Linked DNA regions of Homo sapiens: all the other regions are linked to region 1. The links are chromatin contacts, found by Hi-C or POLR2A ChIA-PET in ENCODE. All regions are on one chromosome and are shown on one strand. Each heading gives the region's core, a stretch centred on a gene start or an enhancer-like site at or near the end of the contact. The rest is flanking DNA. Distances are from core to core; before and after follow the strand shown.

The links. A loop is a pair of places that touch in the nucleus more often than their neighbours do. ChIA-PET counts read pairs that join two places held with the same protein, here RNA polymerase II (POLR2A). Pooled maps may share reads with other maps.
Region 2: a map of ovary shows a loop between it and region 1 (5-fold over the local background). The contact joins two enhancer-like sites. A Hi-C loop is called at or near these places in 24 of 168 maps with a recorded cell type or tissue (Caco-2, HCT116, HepG2 and 15 more), 15 of 37 single-sample maps with no recorded cell type and 40 of 50 pooled maps. POLR2A ChIA-PET finds 5 or more read pairs at or near these places in 1 of 52 experiments (AG04450).
Region 3: a pooled map shows a loop between it and region 1 (3-fold over the local background). The contact joins two enhancer-like sites. A Hi-C loop is called at or near these places in 1 of 37 single-sample maps with no recorded cell type and 3 of 50 pooled maps. POLR2A ChIA-PET finds 5 or more read pairs at or near these places in 1 of 52 experiments (OCI-LY7).
Region 4: a loop to region 1 is called in a map of ovary, with 3 times the contacts of the local background. The contact joins two enhancer-like sites. A Hi-C loop is called at or near these places in 9 of 168 maps with a recorded cell type or tissue (GM12878, HCT116, IMR-90 and 6 more), 22 of 37 single-sample maps with no recorded cell type and 22 of 50 pooled maps. POLR2A ChIA-PET finds 5 or more read pairs at or near these places in 1 of 52 experiments (OCI-LY7).
Region 5: a pooled map shows a loop between it and region 1 (3-fold over the local background). The contact joins two enhancer-like sites. A Hi-C loop is called at or near these places in 2 of 168 maps with a recorded cell type or tissue (HCT116 and K562), 5 of 37 single-sample maps with no recorded cell type and 12 of 50 pooled maps.

Annotation. Positions count from the first base shown.
Region 1 is chr4:53,012,348-53,016,327 of GRCh38, reverse strand. The region is part of intron 5 of SCFD2 (sec1 family domain containing 2); the gene reads left to right. Among named protein-coding and RNA genes, the nearest start is that of SCFD2-AS1, 87 kb to the right of the region's middle. Within about 2 kb of position 1,712, at least 5 of the 41 ENCODE cell types and tissues checked have a DNase peak (open chromatin) inside an H3K27ac peak, as active enhancers do; they include ovary, where a contact is called at or near this core.
Region 2 is chr4:53,906,682-53,910,661 of GRCh38, reverse strand. All of the region lies in intron 1 of LOC124900702 (a long non-coding RNA gene), which reads right to left. Among named protein-coding and RNA genes, the nearest start is that of CHIC2, 160 kb to the left of the region's middle. Within about 2 kb of position 1,886, at least 6 of the 41 ENCODE cell types and tissues checked have a DNase peak (open chromatin) inside an H3K27ac peak, as active enhancers do; they include ovary, where a contact is called at or near this core.
Region 3 is chr4:53,746,264-53,750,243 of GRCh38, reverse strand. No RefSeq gene overlaps it. Among named protein-coding and RNA genes, the nearest start is that of LNX1-AS2, 160 kb to the right of the region's middle. RefSeq lists enhancers at 1,587-1,636, 1,687-1,896. Within about 2 kb of position 1,808, at least 5 of the 41 ENCODE cell types and tissues checked have a DNase peak (open chromatin) inside an H3K27ac peak, as active enhancers do.
Region 4 is chr4:53,700,635-53,704,614 of GRCh38, reverse strand. All of the region lies in intron 1 of LOC100506444 (a long non-coding RNA gene), which reads right to left. Among named protein-coding and RNA genes, the nearest start is that of LNX1-AS2, 110 kb to the right of the region's middle. RefSeq lists an enhancer at 1,945-2,064. Within about 2 kb of position 2,099, at least 31 of the 41 ENCODE cell types and tissues checked have a DNase peak (open chromatin) inside an H3K27ac peak, as active enhancers do; they include ovary, where a contact is called at or near this core.
Region 5 is chr4:53,638,867-53,642,846 of GRCh38, reverse strand. It overlaps a transcript of LNX1 not described here. Among named protein-coding and RNA genes, the nearest start is that of LNX1-AS2, 48 kb to the right of the region's middle. Within about 2 kb of position 1,711, at least 3 of the 41 ENCODE cell types and tissues checked have a DNase peak (open chromatin) inside an H3K27ac peak, as active enhancers do.

The DNA of each region.
Region 1 (3,980 bases), core at 463-2,962:
TTACAAACATGAGATTACTGGCTAGTTCATCATGAAGGTTAAAGAAGATTCCTCCTTGGATAGGATCTCCAAAACCAACACCAAGGGGAATATTATCAGAGCTGCTTCCAGCAGCGTGTCCTTTCAAAAATGTTCTCATTATTCTGAGAGCTTTGTTTTATTTTGTGAGGGTTTTTATCATTTGTTGTTGGTGGTTAATATTTTAATTTTATGTGCTTGTTTGTTTTATTTATTCCTCCACCCCAGGTGACCGTGTAGGAAAATGGTTATTTTAGATGTTAGAAGCCCCTCTGTTAAGAAGCAGTTTCTGCCTTCGTTTAATTCTTCTTCCACAAATAAGATTTATTTTGGAACTTCAGTCAAAAACATCTGTACTTTGTACAGGACAAACATCTGCCTTCCTACAAGAGCTGCTGGCCTTCCTGATGTTAGATAAATGCATTTTGTTCTTTGAAAGCCCCTCATAGAGAAGAGACTGTACAATAAGAGAAGCCCACTCATTCTTGAATCCAGAGCGCCTCGTTGTGGCTCAAACATGTTACTACAGAAGACCGTTTATCAATTTGCTATTTCTCTTCTCCCCAAACTTAATCAGTTTTAAAGGTAGAATATATTTTAATAAATATATTATTTGACCATGCCATATGGTCAAAGCTTCCAGGAACACATAGATATGTGTTACCAACTTGGAAGATAAACTGGGGTTGGGTACACTCAAGTTATTTTTCTAATAGTGATGGAAGACGTGTGCTGATAAGTTTTCAAAGTCTTATCTGAACCGCCTGATGACTGACAACGTGCGTTTGAGAGATTTTGCTTCTCCTGGGAAGCTTGCCCTGATTCTCCTGCTGCTTCTTCCAAAGGTTCGTTTTGTTTTTTGGGTTTTGTTTTTGTTTTTTTGCATATTTTCCTGTACTCCTTACTAAAAATTCTTCAGGGCAGAGCTGCTGTCTTACCTTTGTATTCTCAATGCACAGCACAGTGCCTGGCAAATAGCAGGTCCCCAGTAACACTAGATGAATGACAGGTGTTTTAGGACCAACTGTGGTGGATCAGAAGAATAAAATCCATAATCCTGGCCTGTGTCCTGACCATCCAAGTATATGGTTAGTCTTTATTACTGTGTTTTTTTGTATTTACTCTGTTAAAATTACCTTAAATATAGTGAGCTTTGCTTAATGAGAAACTGATGTAGCAAATAGCAGACCCTGTAATACAGCTGGTCATTTTAACACAGTGCCTTTTCTCCTCCTGACTCACTGACTTTTGGTTTGTTTTGCTAAATCATTACCTTGTAATGTCTAGTTTTTATTCAAAACAACTGCTACTAAGTACTACACCAGTAAAACGTTCTAGTGGATATTATAAATTCAAAAATATTTCTATGTACCCTTATAACAGGGAATGCTGAGTTAATGCGTTTTTCACAAAATAGAGATTCTCTAACCATTTTTTGGTTGTCCCCTTACCGTCTGTACCAAAGCAAGCTATGTAGGACACTGTTTTTTTCAAAAGGTGCATTTAAGTATGTTTTAAGAATTGAGGTATATCCCACCAAGCTCGTGTATTTATTCAAGAAGCATTTATCTCCTGTTATATGCTTGGCATTGTGCTGGAGTTCTGGAGGTGGCTAAGACAGTCCTTCCTGGAGCTCACGGGGGAGCCCAAGGAGCCCTAATATCATGTGATCTGTGCTATAACAAGGACTATAAACACAGAGGGCTGAGGCAGCACTTGGAGAGGGTTGTGCCTATGAGGTTCTTGATAAATGCTGAATAAGCTGAATTCAGGGCCTTCTCAAGGTGAGTGAATCACCTTTGTGTATTGCAAAGGAAAACTAAGAATAGTGTCTTGGATGACAGGGAAGAATAACTGTACAAATAAATGTTACATACCACACTTAAAAATGTCAACTTGGACAAGGCAAGTAAGGAACACATGGATTTTAGGTGTGGCCAGTGAAAATCAGAGACTCTGACTATAATCCCTTTCTAACCTCCCCTTCAGTGCGTAACTAACACTGTTTTCACAAAAACTCTGAAACTTTCTTTTCCAGGCTTTTATACAAGTTGTTTCTTTTGCCTGGAACAATCACTGCCACTCCATCTCCATACCAACTCCTTTCACCCTGGAGGAAGCCTCCTCTGTCTCATAGCACTCTGCACTTCCACATCATAGCGCCTACCATACCATAATGTAAACAGGTCCACCCATTTACCTCCCTGCATCCCCTGCACATGGCAAAGGGTGTATGTCTGTTTTTCTCCGGGACCCAACACATGCTCAGCACCTCAGGCTTAATAAAGATGAGTTAACTCAAATTAGTTAATTTAATTCCAAGTTGCTCTCTCATATAGCATCTCTGTATGGGACTTCAAAATACCAGATATTTTTTAGTTGACCCTTTTTATTTTATACTGAAGCCTTTTCATAAGATGGGAGGACTATAAAATCCCTCCCCTGCACGGAATCCAAGCAATAATACCTTTCCTTCAGTGGTAAACATGTGAAGCTTCTTGGAATTTAAAAAACTATTTTTTAATAAGGAGATATACAGTCTGGGATCTGCCCTTGAGCCTGATTTCTCATCTATAAATGAGGAGATGGGCCTAATGATCTCAGAGGACGTTCCAGCAAAAGTTATTCTCAGAAGCCATATAATAAATGTTATAAAACTACCTTATTACTGCCAACATTTCACATAATATTAAGATTTTGAAGAGTACTCATGAGTAGTTTTGACAGAAATTGTAGAGACTATCTCCCCACCAACCTCTAGAACATAACAGCTAAATGATTTTCGTTGACTAATTGAATGAATGAGGAAAAAAAGCCACATGGCAAAATCCCAAGTAATAAAAAAGGAAATATTCTCACAGTTGAAGGAATTTTCAAGAAGGAAAGGGAGAATTGTCTGCAAGGGTACAAGGTGACATTTATAGTGAAAGGAATTATTTAAGTTCTTCCATTATTTATTTACACAGGAAAGGGCCCATGAATTTACAGTGAAAAACTCTTCTAATAAGGGAATTAAGGCTATGAAACTAACATAGCTGTATTTACCAGTACTTGATAAATGTCATCAGCTAATGATTTGATGAGATATCTTTGTAACATTTAGTCACAAGGAGTCCTGGGAAAGTACTGTAGGTGTAAAGGAAGAATGGCCTATTCTAAGCAGATTTTGTTTCCTTGTCTCTATTAGATGGCTGTTTTTCTGGAGCTTCTAACAGTTTTCAAACACAGAGTGCAAATGTGTTTGTTGTCAGTGAGGCCGCCATTTGGAGTTGGTGCAGGAGCTCTGCAGCTCCTTTTCTATGTAACAGTGGAAGTGTGGTGGAGTTCAGTCTAGCTAGGGCCCCTTCCTGTCATAAATAAGATTACTTTCATTTCACTTGTGGAGTGTGCTATTCCTCAGAGTAATGAATTTCCTCTGTGCCTTTGAGCATATAAACATGGTTTTCATTAGCTTTCTCTCTCTTAAAAAAAAACACACACACACACACACACACAGAAAGGAGGGGAGAGGGAGAGGGAGGTAAAAGAAAGAATCTGAGCAAAATTAATAAGATGTCAATTAACTCCATAAATGCAGATGCCTTTTTTGCCGACTGGCTAGAACATGCTGATGAGCAGTACCAGAAAAGCACTGGTTCATCTCTCCTGAAATGCTAAGAAAATGAAATGGGGTAGAGAAAGGTAAAAATTTTATCCTACATGAACAAAGGAATGAAAGAAAAATAAAGAGAGAAAAGAATATTCTTTTTTGAATCTTGCTGTTAGGAGAACTATTTCAAACAGGCCATGAGAGTGGCCCCTCGGACCAAATAGCCAGCCCTGGGTTCTTCTGGAATTATGGGCACTTCACAGAGGACCAACCTATTTGACCAGGATCACAGTGCAGCCTCTGCCTCCACTTCCCTGCCTTTTGTGTGTGTGTGTGTGTGTGTGAGAGAGAGAGAGAGAGAGAGAAAGAGAGA
Region 2 (3,980 bases), core at 637-3,136, 890 kb before region 1:
TTCCTAAAATTAGCTCCCATCATGTTCCTGCTTGCATCAAAAACCTTTGGTGCTTTCCTGTGGTTGCCTTGGGAATCAAGTCCACCAGCCTGACGTTGAAGCTCTCTGCAGGCTTTCACTGGCATTTCAAGCCATTTATTTGATCTCTTCCCTTTGCGAGTGTAAGTGCGTGGCTGCTCACTGGGCCCACACTCTCCTACCTCTTTGCCTTTGTTCAGCTTCACCATCCCTGTGCCTCTGGAAACCCACCTTTTTTTTTTTTTTTTTTTTTTTGAGACGGAGTTTCATTCTTGTTGCCCAGGCTGGAGTGCAATGGCGCAATCTTGGCTCACTGCAACCTCTGCCTCCTGGGTTCAAGGGATTCTCTTGCCTCAGCCTCCTGAGTAGCTGGGATTACAGGCATGTGCCACCATACCCAGCTAATTTTGTATTTTTAGTAGAGACGGGGTTTCTCCATGTTGGTCAGGCTGGTCTCGAACTCCCGACCTCAGGTGATCTGCCTACCTTGGCCTCCCAAAGTGCTGGGATTACAGCTATGAGCCACCACACCCCGCTGGAAGCCCACCTATTCTATGAACCCGACTCCACAGCTCTCTCTTTTGTGAAGTTTCCCTCAGTTCTCCACTCCTGATGAATACAATCTCTTCTTTGGCAATTTGTATTTTTCTTCTAAGCCAACCCCATTCTGCCTTGTATTATGGTTGTTGATGTATTACGGTTACTGACAAGGTTGGTTCTGCCTTGTCTGATTCTTTTTTTTTTTTCTGAGACGGAGTTTCACTGTTGTTGCCCAGGCTGGAGTGCAATGGCGTGATCTCAGCTCACCACAACCTCCGCCTCCAAGGTTCAAGCGATTCTCCCGCCTCAGCCTCCCCAGTAGCTGGGATTACAGGCATGTACCACCACGCCCGGCTAATTTTGTATTTTTAGTAGAGATGGGGTTTCTCCATGTTGGTCAGGTTGGTCTCGAACTCCTGACCTCAAGCGATCCGCCCGGCCATCTGATTCTTATTTGATGCTTAGTTTATTAAAGGCTAGAACTGTGTCCTTTTCACTTCTGCATGTCTAACAACAGAGGCTTATACATCGCAGGAGCTCAAAAATATGTATAGGACAACAGGAATTACAAAAGAATTAAAGAGTCTTTCCCTATTAAAAGATGACACTAGATATCTATAACTAAGAATAGACAGATACCTGGGCAAAATGTGCACTTTTTGAGTGCTGAGGCTGCAATCCTTTATTGGGTACAATGACATGTCCACATAAGCTTTTCCCAAAGAATGTGAATGAAGTTCGACCCAATATGATGACATCCAGGGCAGGGGACAAGATTCCCTTTCTGGGACCTAAATTTTTTTGTGTACAGGGCGTACATGGATTCTATTCTGAAATGACTAAAAATTCTCTAAATAGCTCCAAGAGGGAAGTCTGTCTTCCCCTCCCCACATACTGATGATATCTGAGCACAAGGAGAAGCCACTGACAAATGTAGAAACCTGGTCCTCATCTGCAAAAATGAGTGCTTTGAACTAAATAAACCTTATAACCTGTTATAGTTTGAGAAATATTACATATTCCATTATTTTCCTGGAGAGGTTTAGCCGATCATACTGAAAAACAGAAACCAAACCCCAAAACTCACCAATGGTTAAGCTTTCGTCTAGGGAAAAAAGTGACTTTTACGAGCACACTGCTTATTTTGTGGTGACTGCAGAGCCCAATATCTAATCTGCTTCCCCACTTCCTGTGTTATGAAATGCTGGACATAGTTTTCTCTTGGCTCAGTGGCAATTTGATAAAGAGCGAAGAGCTGAGATGAAAGACATAGTGAACACTGCCCTCTTTTGTCCACCCTGGGTTTCTGCCACTTCTCTTTGGTAAGTGTATCAGGCAGACACGAGTTAAAGTCGTGCTAGTTAAGTAAACCTTGGTGTGTAATTCCATTTCAGTTGTTCTCTGCGTGACTCCCCGGTTTCAGCAGTGTGGAACATCTTTATTTTGGTGTCATAAACATTTCAGCTTACCCAAGCCTGCCACTTTGCGCCAGAAACCATTTAATGATGGTTGTTCGGTGCCGACCCCAAAAAAGTGGATGTAAAGCAAAAAAGAGGCTCTATTGTCTGAGGTTTTCCTGCTCCGTTTGGATTACCAGGGAGTTAAAGATAAAACCCCAGGCAGAAAGCTACATGTCAGCAGTAAGGGAACAAGATTACCTTCCACGTTACTCATTTAGAAGAGACGGCTTTTGTCTTAGTGTTTTGAGAAATTCTTCTTAAATAATTTGGTTATGACTTTCTTGTGTGTTGTGTGAGATATGTAGGAAGGAGCTTTATAAAGGAAATATAGTGCCACGTTGCTTAAATTTATTGAGGCAACCCTAGCAAGAGAAGTGCATTTCTGTTTGTAGAACAACTTATACATTTTTCATAGGCATAAACAGAAATTAAAAATTAATATGGGCTGGGTGCAGTGGCTCATGCCTGTAATCCCAGCACTTTGGGAGGACAAGGCGGTGGATCATCTATGGTCAGGAGTTTGAGACCAGCCTGGCCAACATGGTGAAACCCCATCTTTACTAAAACTACAAAAATTAGCCAGTCGTAGTGGCAGGTACCTGTAATCCAGCTACTCAGGAGGCTGAGGCAGGATAATCAGTTGCACCTGGGAGGCAGAGGTTGCGGTGAGCCGAGATCATGCCACTGCATGCCAGCCTGGGAAACAGAGCAAGAAAAATAAAATTAATATGACCTCCTTTCTTGGCTGACCTGAATCATACTTTGCAGTTATTTTTTTTCTTGTGAAAGTGAGTTTGTATTTGGAAGGTCTGCAGAGAACACCAGGGATGAAGAGGTAGAGGAGGGAATAACGTTAGTTAGGAGTACAGTTTAGAGTGCTGTTGGCTGTTTGCCCAAATGCAAATTATTTAATTTGATCTGAAAGCTTTAAATGTAATATTTGTGAGGATTCAGTCCATCAGTAAATCATCAGATATGTGTGTACATTTGCTGTGTACCCAACTAGGCATCAGGGCGTACATGACAATAGGGGAGATTGTGTTCTGGTTGGAAAAGGAAGAATTAATTTAAGAAAATAGTTTGGAGTCTGCTTCCTATAATTTTGTTCTTAAATTTTAACCTAGTGGCAGCAACTTTATGTCCTTTCTCTCCCAGGACAGTTCTAGGGACAAATATTTAGCTCCACTGTGCCTACCAGGGAATTGTATTTTATAGAACGTGTGCTTTGATTGGCAGCTTGAAAAACATGGTTAAAGTCGTGATCAGCACGAATGGAACAGTCAGGAAATGGGTCCCAGGGAACTTTTCCATTCCCACTACTCTTTGAAAAGCCCTGCAAAGATGCTATTGCAAATTTCTGTCTCATCAAACCGGGGATATTACCTTTATAAAAAGAATGCAAGGACTCATAATTCATGATATCCTCTCACCAACGATAGATCTCTAAATTATCAGGAGTAAAGTATATTTAAGAGTAAGAAAATATCTATCAAAGAAGAAAGTCAAGAAATGAATCTGTTTAGTTGTTTTCTTCCTGCTAAGAGCCTCTGATGGAGCATTTACACTGGCTTATGCTCATGTGTGTAGGATCGGCCAAATGCAAGTGGAAAATTATTAGCCAGGCAGTAGTCAGAATGCTCATCCATTCAAGAGCTTCCATTCAGATATATGGAGCTGAAATCTGAAACTAAGGGCTCTGTCCTAACTTTAGCAACTTAATTGCATAGAGCTCCACAGTGGCCTGATTAAGAATGGCTGGTGTCTTGAAATATTTTGAAAATACTGATACCAAAAGATTTTATTCTGAAAAATTATTATCCAATGAGGAAAACGAAAAGGAACCAGTTACAGAAAAGCCTACAGTCTCCGGGGATTGATGATAGAGCACATCATTGAAATGACTGCTATTTCAGAGAAAAGCAGTGCGGAGTTTACATGCTTTCCTTATAACATGAAATTTTA
Region 3 (3,980 bases), core at 559-3,058, 730 kb before region 1:
AGCTAGCATTATTGAGGGCATACTATTTATTATGTGCCTGATATTTACTATGCTAAACTCTTTAAAAACACTGGTCTCTTAAATTTGTATTAAGTCTTAAGAGGTGATTGAAAAAAAGTTTTTGAATGCTCTGTGGAAGGCACTTTTATATGCTCTTTACTCTGATTTTATTATGTAATTTTCACTACAACCCTATAAGGTAGTTATCATTAAGGTGCAGCCGTCACAGATGATGAAACTGAGGCACAGATTAAATGGTTTGCCAAAAACCAAGTCTTAAATTTATATCTCTCTAAACCGGTGGTTCTCAAATATTAATACACATCAGAATCACCTGGTGGGCTTATTAAAACACTGATTGCTGGACTCCAGCTCCAGAGTCTCTGATTCAGTAAGTGTGGGTGGGGTCTGAGAATTTGCATTTCTGGTAAGTTCCTGGGTGACGTTGACACTGCTAGTCTGGGAGACGGGGTTTCCTATTCTGAGATCCACTGTATTTTTTTTTTTTTTTTTGAGACGGAGTCTCGCTCTGTCACCCAGGCTGGAGTGCAGTGGTGTGGTCTCAACTCACTGAGCCTCCCAAGCTCAAGCGATTCTTGTGCCTCAGACTCCTAAGTAGCTGAATCTACAGGTGTGTGCCACCATGCCCGGTTAATTTTTGTATTTTTAGTAGAGACAGGATTTCACCATGTTGGCCAGTCTGGCCTCTAACTCCTGACCTCAGGTGATCCTCCCACCTCAGCCTCCCAAAGCGCTGGGATTTCAGGTGTGAGCCATTGTGCCTGGCCAACATCCGCTGTATTAATGGCAAGTGCTGCTTTACCGTTAAAACAGGCACAATCCATAGTTGATATCTTGAATTTTGCCAACTATCTTAACTAGGAGTCATATTTCTCATCACAGGAACTGAAGAAAATAATTTATGTTCATCACTCCACTCACAGTGTCCTGGGGACATTATGAGTTCAGTTCAGTCTTCCTTACATGCTGGCTTCCAGCTAGCACTCAAGGAAACGGACTCTCACTTAGCATCCCATTCTCTGGTTATGGTGATCTCTTTGTTTTGATTTATATTATTTCATTATTTTCTGTCTTTTTCCACAAAGATGTTATTTATTTCACCAGCTGTCCTTGCAAATGGACCATGAGTCTGAGCACTGAAGCTGCTGACATTGTAGATTTTAAAGGCCCTTACGTGGAGAGGCACAGGAAACCCGAGAAAATGAAGCACCACGTTGGTTAAAGGGTTTGGGTGTTTCCCTTATTAACAGTGGATGATCATCAAATATAAGAGATCTCCAGACCATCAGAATAGAGATCCTGAAACTGGCAAACATAATCCATACTAGTTGTGCCAGTTATCAACCCATTTCCTCTCAGCTCCAAATGCATCCATCTTTGCTCTATTGGTGGTAGCGGGACTGGACCCTGTAAACATTTCTCCTTTCCCAACTGCCGAAGTGTTAGCCTAATTGTCAATAGAGGGTACTGGGGTGTTGCTGTAAGGTCATAGCAGAGGAAGAGGCTTATCTTCAGTTATGGTGCTCTTACTCTCTTATGGTACAGCTGTCAGCAAACAGGCAGACAGGAGGCCCAAGTCGTTCACTCTCTAGTGAGTTTCTCCTGCACCCAGCAGACCACTTCCTGTAGACCAGCTGTGACCCCTCAGCTGCCTGCAGGTTGTTTCTTATAAGTCAGCTCCAGTCCCCTGGTACCCCAGCTGGCCATGTCCTGCTCTCCAGCTCAGCCCACCAGCTCGCTCCAGTGAACTTAGCCACCCAGTTTCAGTTCCTGCAAACCAGCTGCAGCTTGCCTGCACCTTCTAGAGTGTCTCAACCACCTAGCAAGCTGTTCCTACAGACCAGCTCTGGCCAAACTTTCTGACAAGTTTCTTTACCACTGAGAGGCTACATGTTTCTGTGTCAGCCACAAGATACCCACTGAGGGCTGAATTCAGCCTTGGAGGAGGGACCTTCTTTCATGTTCTTAATTCTTTATGTTATGTTCTCTCCATTCTAGAGGTAGGAGCTTCTTCTCTATATTCTCTAGTTCTCTTTTAGTAGTTAATTGCATTTTACTAGCTCATAATTCTGTATATTACATTTTTTCTGTTCAAATTACTGGTGTGTAGCTATCTCCTGACTAGACCTTACAGAATTGATACCAGTAGTGGTCCTAAAAGACAGACCCTCACACATGAGATTTGGTACTAGTTTGATCATGATTTTAGGCTTCAGTGCAGAGACAATTTCTTTGCCAGTGGGAAATTGATACTAATAATCCATGGCAGGTAATAGCTTTGCAATTAATCAAACTATGGTAATTGTGATGAAGTGCAAACTAAAGCAAGGACTATGATGTTGGATGGATCCTCTGGAGTGTACTGTAGCATTTACAGAAAGCAAATGACAGGCTAAAATTCCTTTAATTTTCAGTTCAAGTCATGAGTGGCAAACTAGACATTTCTAGGGCAGCCCAAAAATAATCTTTTATTTATTATGGCCACAGGCTGATATTGATAAAAATCAAACATAAAATTTAATTGGGAGGCTTGCAGAATTACAATTTCAGTTGGATTCACAGCCTTGCCAAATTTCTGATGTAAAAGATAGGAAATCAAATGGGAAAGCATGAGACACTGAAACTTGGAGTGAGGCATCAGGTTAGAACTGATTCTAAACACACCCACGTCACTCTGAGCCTCCCTTGCTTGTTCTTCTGTGTTTGGGGAGACCACGCTTTCTTTGGTTGAAAGCCCTGCAGTAACCTCCGCTGGGATAGCAATGTTCCGAGGGGATGCTCATTTTCCACAAGACTACAACAACTGCCCCCGTTGCCACTACACCAATAACTAGGTTCAAATCACAGTGTGCCCCAGATCAGGAACATATGATGACCCAGGAGGAAATGACTTATATACACTGCATGATTTTGCTCATATATATGAGCAGAAACCTAAAAAATATATGTGGAGTAGATTTTGTAAAATATAATGCTAGATCATTATCACTATGTCTTTTCTTTGAGGCATAACCAGGGTCCTTTTTAAAAATGAATAAACAAACAAACAAACTTTATTTTATGGAAGCTATGTGAGGATAGCCCTAATAGAAACTAGTAATGTATTATGATCCTGCAGTATTTGAGACAAAATTATATTAGTACATGAAGAGACAGAATGATTACTGGAACAAAATAGAGCCCAGAGAAATACTTAAGTATGAATGGGAATGTGATTTGTAAAAATGGTGACATTTCAGGTAAGGGTCAAATAATAAATAAATCAATAAATAGTGTGACAATAGACTAGTGATCTGAGGGGATAAAAGAAAGAGACAGGAGAGAGAGAGAGAAAAAAAGGAAGCTGAATCCTTACATCATTTCTTACCTAAAATAAATTTCATCTTGGTCTATTTTTGCAACATAAAAAAAATTATGAAAGCATTAGAATAAAGGCAGTATTTTATTTTCTTGGAATAATAAAGATCTCTTAAAGTGTGACATAAAACCCAGAAGCTATGAAGAATAGATTTATAAATTTGATCACATAAAATGTAACAGAGCAAAACAAAGCCCAAAGACAAAACAATAAACTGAGAAATGTTACTGTCACCCATATTGTAGACAAAGACTGATTTATTTAATTTTACTACTATAAGCTATGAAAGGAAAATAAATCTTGGGACCCCAAACTCACTAAGCCAAAGGGAAAAATCAAGCTGGGAACTGGGTCACACAAACCTGCCTCCCACTTTTTTTCCTAAATAAGATGGCTACACGATGAAAAGCTACACATCTCCCTCATAGTTTGCCCACAAGGAAATTCCTTGTGGGCCCCAAGATCTTTACCTTAAAGCATTTCTGTTAAAATTCACCATGGCAATATAAATTGATAGCTTATCTTCACAGGTGTGGGGACATAGGACAGAACTCAAAGTCATCCCTCTGCCCACCTGACGCAAACGCATATCTTATTGTTT
Region 4 (3,980 bases), core at 850-3,349, 690 kb before region 1:
ACTTGGAACCAACCCACGTGCCCAACAGTGGTAAGACTGCATAAAGAAAATGTGGTATATACACACATTTGGAATACTATGCAGCCATAAAAAAGAATGAAATCATGTCCTTTGCAGCAACATGTATGCAGCTGGATGCCATAATCTTAAGCAAATTAATGTAGAAACAGAAAACCAAATTTATAAGTGGGAGCTAAACACTGAGCACACATGGACATAAATATGGGAACAATGGATACTGTGGACTACTAGACAGTGGGGGATGGGGGGCAGCAATTAACTATTTATCGGGTACTATGCTCACTACATAAGTGACAGGATCCATACTCCAAACCTCAGCCTCATGCAATATTCCCACATAACGAACCTGCACATATACCTCTGGTATCTCAAATAAAAGTTGAAATTAAAAAAAAATTAAATTAAAGAAGAACTTCTAGTTCCAGGATGGCCATCTGGTTTGAGGATCTTCAGCCCAGAGAAACACAAAGCCCTCTCACAACCGAAGTACAACTGTTGATACAGTAGGAGCTAGATATTCACATAGTATACATCATACGTTTTTGTTTTTTTGGTCTGGTATAGACTCAAATAGCAACTTGCCCAGAAAACATAGTCCTTAAATACTGATTGGATAATTAATTGATCAGTGATATGTTTAATGACATTGACCATGGATACAATAGCATGGCCTTTGAATAGAAGAAAGACCATGGAAAGGAGGAGTTGTGAGTCCTGCCCTCTTTTTCCCCGGACATGCAATGCAGTGGTTGAGACACTGAATACAAGTCTGACTGTTCCACCTCTGTCACATCTTGTACAAGTTCTATAATTTTTCCAAACTGCAGTTTGTCCTTCTGTCAGCTGGAGATAATTATTGTACCAATCTCATAAGACTGTTCAATATGAAATAAAATAAAACACATAAAATGCTTAGCCTTGTATCAGGCACATAGTAAGTATTTGACATAAATATGTTTTTATTGCTGGTGTTGTTTTTGGTTTTATTTTATGAGTTAAGATCCTGGAGAAGTGCAGGAGGTCAAAGGGAAAAGATGATAATAGCTTCCAGGGACCCATGTTGAGTGGCAAGGCCCAGAGTGACCCCGTGCTGTGGCACGGATCTGTGATTCTCCAGATGTTCACGAAGGAATGGTTTTCTGCAGAATGAAGGAGCTGAAGTGCAAATGGGGTCAGGGAATTTTATAGGAGCTTGGAGGAAGAGTCAAGAGTAGAGTGTTCAGTCGTTACATCAAGTGAAAATAGAGACGCTGACGAAGAACTCGTGCCCTTACCTGGAGAGCTTGCCCTTAGGAAAGAGAGAGAAAGAGACAGAGAGAGAGAGAGACGCAGACACACACAGAAAGAGACACAGACACAGAGAGAAAGCACAGTCCCTCTTGTGCTGGCTGCTGACCAAACCCCACTGTGCCTCAGCCCAGCTTCCTGCCTCCCTGGGGAGGGGAAACGTGTCCCTTGGCCAGTAGCCATCAAAGGTCTTACAGGGATGCTTTGTGTCTGACCTGCCAGGGAAGGCAAACGAGCCCCACTTTTTGTTCCCCAGGGAACTGGCCTCTTAGGGACACTGGCGAGAGTTGTCTGCACATGTGGTCAATGGAGGGAAGCAGCTAGCACACAAGGGGACCAAAAGGGATGGCGGCGAAACTGCACAGTGGTAGGGGGAAGCCCGCGGGCTATTTTAGGCCAGGCTCAGAACTGGAGTCAATGGAGGTTTTGTTTATGTAACATCTGCAGAGGGCCCTTCAAAGCAAATAACCCTGGGTCTCCAGGCCAGGGCTGCAGCGAGCAGGGGTGGGGCCGCGAGCTTCCTGTTGTTCTTGGCACGGCTGCCCAGCTGTCTGCGTGGCTCCTCTCAGAGCCATTTGCCGCCTCACTGCTTGCTCCCTACGATCATCTTCACAGCTCTTTTCCTAGGGGCGGGTAAACAAAGTACAAGAAGCAGTGCAGGCAGAGCCGTTCCTCGGAGAGGTGACTCGAGCACTGTGCCCCAGAAAGTTGCCCTCCTGACCCCAGGGCTCCCCGGCCGCCCTGCAGCCTCAGGAGACCCCAGGGCGTCCTTTCTGCACATCCCCTTAGCTGAGCGGCTTTGCTGTCAGTTTCAGTATGGTAGGGAAAGGGGCCTGGCTCTCAGGTCTGCCCCATACAGGTCTGAACCCAGAGCTGCATTTGGCAGTTGCTTACTCTTGTGCTAAGTGCTCAATCCCCATTATTTATTACAGGCAGAAACATACATATATACGAGATAAATAATGTATGTTAATTTCCTTTCTACCAGGCCTGTTTGAAGGCATGAACACTATATTGTTATCTTTTTGAAACACAGATTCCATTGGGAAAGATGGGGATAAGACGGCCTTTTTCAAGTTTAGGAAAATTTATATGCACAAGAATGTAGAAATCTGAAACTGACAGTTTGATAAACTTGTTCACCTATGTATCCACCCACGTAACTACTACCCTGATCAAGATACAGAATATATCCATCGCCCTTATGTGAAAAGCTCCTTTGTGTCTCTTTCTGGTTAATAACCTGCTTACCCCTACTTATATTAGTCTGCCAGGGTGCCAGAACAAAATACCAAAGGCTAAGCGATTTCAATAACAAAAATCGGTTTCTCACAGTTTTGGAAGCTGGATGTCCAAGATCAGGGGACTAGAATGGCTGGTAAGGGCCCTCTTCCTGGCTTGCAGATGGCTGCTTTCTCAGTGTATGCTCACATGGCCACTACTTTGTGCACCTGGAGCAAGCGCTCTGGTGTCTATTCTTAAAAGGACATAAATTCTATCAGATCAGGGCCCTAACCTTATGACCTCATTTAACCTTAATTACTTCCAGAAAGGACTCATCTCCAAATATATTCACATTGGGGCTCAAGGCCTCAGCATACGAATATGGAGGGGACATGATTCGGTCCATAGCACTACCACGGTGCCTTCCTCCCCCAGTGATATGGTTTGGCTGTGTCCCCATCCAAATCTCAACTTGAATTGTATCTCCCAGAATTCCCATGTGTCACGGGAGGGACCCAGGGGGAGGTAATTGAATCATGGGGGCTGGTCTTTCCCATGCTAGTCTCGTAATAGTGAGTAAGTCACATGAGATCTGATGGGTTTTTCAGGGGTTTCCGCCTTTGCTTCTTCCTCATTTTTCTCTTGCCACTGCCATGTGAGAAGTGCCTTTTGCCTCCCGCCATGTTTCTGAGGCCTCCCCAGCCATGTGGAACTGTAAGTCCAATTAAACCTCTTTTCCTTCCCAGTGTCAGGTATGTCTTTATCAGCAGCGTGAAAACAGACTAATACAGTCAGTTGGTATCAGTACAGTGGGGCGTTGCTGAAAAGATAGCTGAAAATGTGGAAGCGACTTTGGAACTGGGTAACAGGCAGAGTTTGGAACAGTTTGGAGGCCTCAGAAGAAGACAGGAAAACGTGGGAAAGTTTGGAACTTCCTAGAGACCTGTTGAATGGCTTTGACAAAAATGCTAATAGTGATATGAACAATAAGGTCCAGGCTGAGGTGGTCTCAGATGGAGATGGGGAACTTGTTGGGAACTGGAGCAAAGGCGACTTTTGCTATGTTTTAGCAAAAAGACTGGCGGCATTTTGCCCCTGCCCTAGAGATGTGTGGAACTTTGAGCTTGGGAGAGATGATTTAGGGTGTCTGGTAGAAGAAACTTCTAAGCAGCAAAGCATTCAAGAGGTGACTTGGGTGCTGTTAAAAGCATTCCATTTTAAAAGGAAAACAGAGCGTAAAAGTTCAGAACGTTTGCAGCCTGATGATGCAGTAGAATAGAAAAACCCATTTTTTGAGGAGAAATTCAAGCCAGCTGCAGAAATTTGCATAAGTAGCAAGGAGTCTAATATTAATCCCCAAGACTGTGGGGAAAATGTCTCCAGGCCAAGTCAGAGACCTTCACAGCAGCCCCTCTCATCGCAGGCCTGGAGTCCCAGGAGGAAAAAGT
Region 5 (3,980 bases), core at 462-2,961, 630 kb before region 1:
TGGGAGGGATCTGGGGATTCTTCAAGTGGAGCGACCCCTCTCATGGTCATGGCACCATTCTGATCTCAAAGTAAGCAGAGACATCCAAGACTATAGTCAACCCAAAGGAAACCTCAGACCCCGCAGGCTTGCTGATTTTGGTGAGTAGAGCAAGGGATCTCTCCAAAAGGCCAGTGTTTGTGATTGGCCTTCCCAGTTCTGGCAGAAAATCTGTGTACACCCAGAAAATGCTCTTTCTTTCCAGAGCTATCTCTGTAGCATTGATTTGACCCCAAGCATATAAAGAATAACCGTGCCACATATGACTTTAGAGTGTACAGGGTATGTGGGAAGGGCCCCTAGCTGGTGCTGGCCCCTCAGGACCCATCACAAAGTGGTCAATGGCCAGGAGACCCTTTGTCCTAGGCCCCACATTGAGCTTCAAATTCAAAATCCTGATATCATTTCCAGTGTTACCTACATGTTGAATTTTTAATATGTTCAAAAGCATGTATACATTTTAAATATAGCATATTTTATAGGTCTATTTTGGGATTCCTTCTTTCATTTTTAATATCCCAAGAACTTCAAAAAGTGGAAATGGTCTGGGCCTGCTTTGACCTTTTTTTTTTTTTTTTTTTTTTAAGATAGGATTTTGCTCTGCATTGCCCAGGCTGGAGTGCAGTAATGTGATCATGGCTCACTGCAGCCTCAACCTTTTGAGCTCAAGCAATCCTCCCATCTTAGCCTCCCAAGTAGCTGGGATCACAGGCGTGTACCACCAAACCTGGCTGATGTTTTTATTTTTTGTAGAGATGAGTTCTCCACTATGTTGCCCAGACTGGTCTCTAACTCCTGGCCTCAAGCAATCCTCCTGTCTTGGTTTCATGGCAGGTTTCTTGGTAATAGCCTCAGACTGGAAACAACCCAAATGCCCATCAACAGGTGAATGAATAAACAGACTGTGCTGTGTCCACACAATGCAATACTAAGCAGAAAAAAAGGAATGAACTGTTGATACCTACAATATGAATAAATCCTGAAATTATCATACCAAGTGAAGTAAGCCAGACACCAAAAAGAATACACAATGTTTGATTTCATTTATATGGAGTTCTGGAATGTGCAAGCAGTCTAGTTATAGAAAGCAGATCAATACTTGCCTGGGGACCTGGTGAATGGGGAGTGAGAGGGAGAGATTACAAAGAGAAAGAAAATGAATTTGTTCCTTGATTGCAGTGATGATTTCATGGGCATATATGTATGCCAAAATTGATCAGATGCACAAAATTAAATATGTGCATTAGGTTGAACCCCTGGGTATTGTGGGGTGGGGAGAAACAGAGGCATGGTCGTTAGGTCCACCTGGGTATTTTGTCCATTTCTCTCGTCTTTGGCTGAGCACAGAGGTTGTAGCCATTCCTCTTCAGCACTGCCTGGATAATGTTACTAGAGTGAAGTGTGAGAAACTCATTAAAAATTCATCAGCTTATTGGTGGGTGAAAGCCCTGCTGTGGCACCCTCTCACTTTCTCTGAAGAGCGCCTCTTATCTGGGTAAGTCCCCTCTTGGGGCCAGAAGAGATTAGATCAGAATGCACTGGATATATTTGCATAGCTAGAAATCCCTCCTTCTTAGAGAGTAAAGGAGGTGCCCCCCCACCCCGCCCTTCCCCAGAACAGAGAAAGTGGCCAAGCAGCTTGGATCTCCTCCAGCATACCCAGGCCAAAAAACCATGCCACATTCCAGTGTTCATTGAGGAAATAAAATGCACACACACAAGCATACACACATAGAGCAGTAGCCTGTGCCGAGTCGCCTCCAAGGCTGGGGTCTGCAGGTGCAAGCTCCAATTAGCAGCCAGCCTTCCAATACCTTTTCATCCCAAACAACGGCCAGGCCTCAGCCCCGGCCAGGGATTGAGGAAGGCCCCGGAAGGACTGCCGACGAGACTGAGAAAAACAAAGACTGTCCAAATAAAAGTAGCTCATGTGAGTCGAACCTGAAACCCAGCTTCATTTTCAAAACCTCTTGTGAGAAATAGTCAATGCACAATTTTGTGAAAAATCAGTTACTGGTCACAGGAAAGAAACTGCCTTCAAAGGCCCTCCAGACCTAAGTCATCAGAGGCAGTTTTCTTTTGCAAACCAGCTAGGCACAGTATTTCTATAACAACACAGTCTTAATTGTTCCTACTGTTGACAACAATTCCCCTAAACTAATATATTTTGGGGGTTATGGATGTATTGTGGTTCTCCTGCAACTGGTGGCTCTTTATTGCTAATATCACATCAAGGCTTAAACAAAAGCACTTTTGATTCTTTATTTTTAGCAATGAAATGTATGTGTTTTCATATGCTTGCCAGTGCTCTATCCTAAGCAGAGAAGCACTAAGGCCATAGACTCACTTTCTTCATTCCTTCTCTCCCCCCATTTTTTTCTGTTTACTTTTTACTGAGAAGGCTACAGAGCTTATACAGAGGTCCATCCTTCCTCTGTAAGCATCTCGGCCTGTTCCACAGCTAAGGATGCTCTCCCAAAGAAAGACTTCTCTATCATTGTCTCCTTGTGGGCTCCCTGGTCTGCTTTTCCACCACTGCCATGCTCTGTTAGGCAGTGCTTCCTCGCCTTCCTGACAGTCGTTCTTGTTTTTAATACGTAAATCTACAAAGAAATGCCAACAATTGGAAATGGGAACAAAAGAATGTTAAAAACCTATACTCCCACCACCACTGTCATTCTATTTTTCTGTTTCCTTCCAGATCATCAGGCATACTTTTGTCTACTTGGTATATGTATATAAATAATTCTTTTTTATTTTTATTTTTTTTTGAGACAGAGTCTCACTCTGTTGCCCAGGCTGGAGTGCTGTTCAGTGGTGCAGTCTCAGCTCACTGCAACCTCTGCCTCTGGGTTCAAGCAATTTTTGTGCCTCAGCCTCCCAAGTAGCTGGGATTATAGGCATGCGCCAACATGCCTGGCTAATTTTTTTTATTTTTAGTAGAGACAGGGTTTCACCATGTTGCTCAGGCAGGTCTCAAATCCCTGACGTCAAGTGATCCACCCGCCTCGGCCTCCCAAAGTGCTGGGATTACAGGCATGAGCCACTACACCTGACCTAAATAACTCTTGATTATGCCTCTGACTTGGCTTCTCCACTGTGTTTGCAGTCATGAGATATGAACAGCTGGTAAGTGGGCGACAGAAGAAACAGCCCTTTTGATACTTTAGGACCCCAAAACAGTCCATTCTACTTAGCAAGAATGAAGTTGGGTTCCTGTGAGCCTTTGTTTGCACCATTTTCATCAGCCAATCAATAAATAACCTTGTTTAATGTACGTTTCTGTTTCAAGATGCCTTATTTTTTCTGGGATATTAACATTTTTAATTAAAGAAAATTTATTAGGAAGCAGATTTTAAATAAATATAAGGAAGAATTTTTTTTTAGGTTTGGGGTACAAATGATCCTGTCACCCAGGTACTGAGCATAGCACCCAATAGTTTTTCAATCCTTACCCCCACTCACTCCTCCCTGCTGTAGTAGTACCCAGTGCCTATTGTTGCCATCTTTATGTCCATGAGCACCCAATGTTTAGCTCCCACTTACAAGTGAGAACATGCAGTATTTGGTTTTCTGTTCCTGTGATAATTCAATGAGAAGAATGGCCTCCAGCTGCATGCATGTTGCTGCAAAGGACATGATTTTGTTCTTTTTCATGGATGCATAGTACTTCATGGTGTATATGTACCATATTTTCTTTATCCAATCACCATTGATTGGCACCTAGGTTGGTTCCATGTCTTTGTTATTGTGAATAGTGCAGCAGTGAACATGCAAGTATGTGTCTTTTTGGTAGAACAGTTTGTTTTCTTTTGGATATATATCTGTAATGGAATTGCTGGGTCAAATGTTAGTTCTGTTTCAAGTTCTCTGAGAAATCTCCAAACTGCTTTCCACAGTGGCTGAACTAATTTGCCTTCCCACCAATAGTGTATAAGTGT